Regions from separate parts of the Homo sapiens genome. Here region 2 is linked to region 1. The links are chromatin loops, found by intact Hi-C in ENCODE. Cell type or tissue: mammary epithelial cell. All regions are shown on one strand. Each heading gives the region's core, and the rest is flanking DNA. Links, peaks and the distances in the headings are about the cores only.

Evidence for each region. Hi-C counts contacts between places; a loop is a spot of excess contacts. Peaks named below come from ENCODE experiments on the same cell type or tissue, not always from the same donor. Only the 100,000 strongest peaks of a DNase experiment are listed, where the experiment ranks them.
Region 2: a loop joins it to region 1, with 6 times the contacts of the local background. A loop is called at or near these places in 27 of 110 quality-filtered maps.

What each region holds. Positions count from the first base shown.
Region 1 is chr6:13,793,829-13,796,645 of GRCh38, forward strand. MCUR1 (mitochondrial calcium uniporter regulator 1) reads right to left here. Exons shown (of 9, transcript NM_001031713.4): 7 at 66-119. Among named protein-coding and RNA genes, the nearest start is that of MCUR1, 19 kb to the right of the region's middle. In mammary epithelial cell, for the core only: a CTCF peak has its summit at 1,438 (motif pointing right); a DNase peak (open chromatin) is centred at 1,473; H3K27ac peaks cover 757 bases.
Region 2 is chr6:14,045,194-14,048,010 of GRCh38, forward strand. No RefSeq gene overlaps it. Among named protein-coding and RNA genes, the nearest start is that of CD83, 71 kb to the right of the region's middle. In mammary epithelial cell, for the core only: a CTCF peak has its summit at 1,472; no DNase peak of the experiment used is centred there.

The DNA of each region.
Region 1 (2,817 bases), core at 5-2,504:
ACCATGCATGGAACGAAGCAAAGATGAGTACAAAGACAAAGAAAAATCACAGTCTTGTTTCTTACCAATGCCACTATTTCTGTTCTCAATTCCAGCAGCTTCTTTTCGTTCAATGAATACTGAAATAAACACGTAACATGGGTCAGATTCTGATCTACTCCTCTCTCTTCTCCTTCTCTGGTGCCTTAAATATTCTGGTCTCAGTACCTCCTAGAATACGTAACACCAGAAAGTCACCTCTGGGATTAAGTAGCCTACCTGCTTCTTTATATGTGTTACTTGAGGTTTCTTTTTTTTTTTTTTCCATAGAGATGGGGCTTTGCCATGTTGCCCAGGCTGGTCTCAAACTTCTGAGCTCGAGCAATCTGCCCACCTCGGCCTCCCAAGGTGCTGGGATTACAAGCATGACCTGCCGTGCTGGCTAAAGTTTCTTATTTATACTTACTCATTCCTCTAATATCTGGATTTCCTTAGTCATCTGTCACTTCTCCCTGCATATTTCCTGTGATGTCTTTAGGTCCCTCCCACTATTGTAGTAGCACTCCCTGGGGACCAATTTCGAAGGATGCTGAGTCATATGGTTTTTGGTTTTGAGAGGGTTGAAAATGGAGACTCAACTCAATTTAGGAGCTATCCCATCATAACTAGTAGCAAAACACGTCACTACTTGAGTCTCAACAAAAGACAGAAAAGGTATGAAGTTGGGGAACAAATAGCTGCCAAGGATTATTATTCTATGACAAAGACATTGTGTTGTGATTATAAAATACAATGTAAATACATAAATACACTAACTCATCACATGTTGGGTTTTTTTTTTTTTGGCTTGGTTTTTTGTTTTGAGATGGAGTCTCACTCTATTCCCAGGCTGGAGTGCAGTGGCTTGATCTGGGGTCCCTGCAACCTCTGCCTCCCAGGTTCAAGCAATTCTCCTGCCTTAGCCTCCTGCACATGTTGGTTTTAATAACAATAAAAAAACCCACTTGGGCGTAGCCATAATCCAGCGTTACTAAAGGAACTAATTCTACCCAGAGTTAAAGTATCTCGCCTTTTGGCTATTAATGTCAGTGAAAAGATTTAGTGCAGTTTTGTAGACAGTAAGATTGAAATCAGACTTATCTCCTTAGTAGTGGGCAACAAGATTTAATTGAGCATATGACAATCAGTAATTTGAATGACGACTTTTAAGAACTACATTAACCTTGTTATAGAAAGAAAAAGTTAATCCTTTGAAGTATATAGAAACTTCCTAGCTATAAAATATTCTCCTGGGACTACTGGGAGCTTAGAAGTAGAAAAAAAAAAAAGAAAAAAAAGAGAAAGAGAAACAAAAACAAAAACAAAAAACCCCAAAACCCTAAGCCAAGGAGTAGGTTGTAAAACCAAGAACAATGCTCTTTAAACCTCAGGGTTTCAGACCAGGAGAGCCCGATGCATCAGATCACCACTAGAGGGCGGCGTGGAACAAGATTTTGTGCACCACTAAACCTCAGTCTTCATTAACTCAACATTGACTCACCCACAAAAGAAGAGCCTAAATATTGACGCTGTCATGGTTTTAAAAATAACATCTATGTAGCTCTATATCCCCATGCCCCAGAAGTTTATATGCCATACTGCTTTTGGAACTGGCTGTAAATATCATAGTTAATTTGCAATTTAATATTTAACATTATAACTTTACCGAAAGAACGAGAGCCAGAAAACTCATCTTCACCAATGCATGTTACAAACACACTCGCTGTATAATTTACTACTGCCTTGTGCTTCAGAGTAATCCAAGTTTATGATTACCAAGAACAACCTCCCCGCTAGGTTACTAAATGACATAAATTCACTGGCTTGATGGGAGCTAAGCTATGATGCAAAGGCAAAAGGATGATACAGTGGACTTTGAGGACTTGGGGGAAAGGGTAGGAGGTGGGTGAGGGGCAAGACTACACATTGGGTACAGTGTACGCTGCTAGGGTGATGGGGGCACCAAAAATCTCAGAAATCACCTCTAAATAACGTCTTCATGTAACCAAACACCACCTGTTCCCCCAAAACCCACTGAAATTAAAATAATGAAACACTAAAAAAAGACTATAAGAACAATTCATAGTCACAGTTACTGTTCAAATATACCACAGACACTTTTGTGTCATGTAGAAAAAGTTACTATCATGATGGACAGGATTTAATTGAAACTCTGTGCATTGGTTGCTTTCTGGAGATTAAGGTCAATATAGTCATTCCAGATAAAGTAATTACATGTAAATCATATTTATCAGCATATTTAACTAGTAAATTCAAGTAAAATAAAATCAGGGTAAGTATTTTGAGTGCTGCATTATCAAGTCTGCAAAATATTATAAGCTTTACTTTTCTTATAAGAACACTGAATGAATCCACTCTATATATCCAATAATTTAAAAATATGAGTATTTGCAAGAATGAAATTTCATCATTTTTTTTCTTTTCTTTTTTTTTTTTTTGAGACAGGGTCTCACTCTGTCACCCAGGCTGGAGTGCAGTGGCGTGATCTCGGCTCACTGCAATCTCTGCCTCCTGGGTTCAAATGATTCTTCTGCCTCAGTCTCCCGAGTAGCTGAGACTACAGGTGGGCCATCACGCTGGGCTAATTTTTGTATTTTTGGTAGAGACAGGGTTTCACCACGTTGGCCAGGCTGGCCTCGAACTCCTGACCTCAGGTGATCCACCCACCTTGACCTCCCAAAGTGCTGGGATTACAGGTGTGAGCCACCATGCCCGGCAGAAATTTTTTCATTTTGGTTTAAAGACTAAAACTGTAATTGTGAAAAAAATTTCTGGAAA
Region 2 (2,817 bases), core at 273-2,772, 250 kb after region 1:
GTTCAAGCAGTTCTCCTGCTTCAGCTTCCCAAATAGCTGGGATTACAGGCACTCGCTACCACGCCCAGCTAATGTTTTGTATTTCTAGTAGATACAGGGTTTTGCCATGTTGGCCAGGCTGGTCTCGAACTCTTGACCTCCAGTGATCCACCAGCCTTGGCCTTCCAAAGTGCTGGGATTACAGGCGTGAGCCACCGCGCCTGGCCAGAGGTGCGGGTTTTCTATCCAGCACCTGCGGTGAGGTAAAGCCAGTAGGCAACAGTAATGACTCTGGGTGAGGGTTGTGGATGGCAAACTGTTGAGATGTTGATTCTGTCTACCCTAGGAAAAGGGCAAGCCTGTTAAGAGAATGCCTATTGGATGCCCACCCTACATTTCTGGCAGCAAAAAATAGGTTTTGAGCTTTCCCTATGTGTATTAGACATTATGGGGGCCATATGGGGGCATGAGGCACTTGTGTAAATAGTGATTTTCTGGTTCTTGAGTTTTACTGAAGCCTCATTTATGCTGGTTGAACCAGATAGGGCTAGATATCTACTCTGAATTTTAGAGTTTTTTTTTTTAAACAAGAGGGTCACTGCTGTAGGTTGGGGGTGTTAAAAATATTATTATTATTATTATTATTATTATTTGAGACGCAGTTTCGCTCCTGTTGCCCAGGCTGGAGTGCAATGGCATGATCTCAGCTCACCGTAACCTCCACCTCCCGGGTTCAAGCGACTCTCCTGCCTCAGCCTCCCGAGTAGCTGGGATTACAGGCATGCGCCACCACACCCACCTAATTTTGTATTTATAGTAGAGACAGGGTTTCCCCATGTTGGTCAGGCTGGTCTCGAACTTCTGATCTCAGGTGATCTGCCCGCCTCAGCCTCCCAAAGTGCTGGGATTATAGGTGTGAGCCACTGCACCCGGCCAAAAAAAATATTATTTTTATTATTTTATTATCTATTATTTCCTCCCTGCCCCTGAGCAACAAACTTTCTTTTTTTAGACCCCATTTTCTCAACAACTACTGTGTCTGGACGTACATTATGTTAAAGCAATGGACTACTTCATGAACCAAATCGCTGGTTAATTCAGTGTGAGAGGATCATCATGCAAACATTCCAAATAAATGCTCTTTATGCTGTGAGAAGTCACAGAATTCTTATTTCTGTATGGCTAGCTCATTGATTCAGCCTCACTGATAAGTCCTGGGGAAAAAAATACATGTTTGTGCCCCAACTGAACTCTGCCCATCACGCAAGAGTACTGTTTCTGCATGAGCAAGGAAAGAAAATCCTCAACAGAAAAAGTATTCTATGGCCTGGTGATAATTAATAATAAAAAATACTATTAAGAAGTTTTTCCTGGCTGAGAGTTACTGGGTAATTTACTCACTTGGCAATTGTTGGAGATGACTCCACGTTGCCCTGTCAGGTGTTTGCTTAGGAGCTCGGCACCACGGAGCTACGTCTTGCTCTCAGTCTCCCTCTATTGGCTGGAACATGGATCGTTCTCTCCCCGAGGACCAAAGAATAATGACCTGCATGCACAAATATTCAGTGGGCACATTATGCTCATCTGGACCCCCCCACCAATGAAAGGCTTATTTGGATTTCAAATTAACAAATTTTTAATGAATGCACTCTTCACTCTTTACCTGCGTCATTTCTCTTCCTAGCACCCATCTGACATATATCCATCCCTGCTCCTCGACTTAATGAACCCATCATAAGTTGAAAATATCATAAGTCAAAAATGCATTTAATACACCTAGCCTACTAAACATTATAACTTAGCCCACCTTCACATGCTCAGAACACTTCCACAAGCCTGTAGGTGGGCAAAATTATCTCATACAAAGCCTATTTCATAATAAGGTGTTGAATATCAAATGTAATTAATTGAATATTGTACTGAAAGTGAAAAACAATGGTTGTATGGGTACTCAAAGTAAAGTTTCTACTGAATGGGTATGGCTTTTGCAACACTTCAAAGTAAAAAGAAAAAATGTAAATGGAACCATCATTAGTTGGGGAACATCCGTATTTATTTATTTGCCTTTTGTCTCTCACCCTGATGAGACGGTGAGCTTCATGAGATCAGGAACTTTTGTTTGGTTCACTGCTGTATTTTCGGGGGCCTAGAAGAATGCCTGGCACACAGTAGGTGGTTTATGAATGTTAGCTGAATAAATGAATGGGCATCAAGCATATCTAAGAATTGGGTATCGTGATAAAAGATTAATAAGACATTGTCCCGGCCTTTTAGAAGTTCATAATCTAGATTTGGACCAAAAAGCACTATGATTGAAGGAAGAACTGTTGACACTAGCCCTTTATAATCTAGAGGACACTGGCCCTAGGAAATCATTCACACTTATCTTCAATATTTGAAGAGCTGTCTGTGGAAGAAAGATTAGACTAGTTCAGTTTAGTTCCAAAGAACTTTCCAATTGGTAGAAGGTAGGAGGCAAAAATTTCAGCTTGACAAAAATCTCAGAATTGTCTGAAGTAGTTTTGGTTTGCTTTGCACATCATGGAAGGCATTTAATCATAAAAACTAATTTTCCTTAGTCCTTTCTCAGACATACTGAACCAGAGTCTCCAGGAGGAGGTCCCAGGAATCTCTATTTGATAATAAGCTCCTTGATGATTCAGAGGCAGCTGTCTGCAGACTGTTGTTAGAGAATTAGGGATTGGACTGGGAGACTCAGGTATGAGAGGACTAGTGGAACTAAATGATCTGAAACCATAAGATTTTATGGTTCCAGCTCAGCATGGTGGCTCACGCCTGTAATCTCAGCACTTTGGGAGGCTGAAGTGGATGGATCAC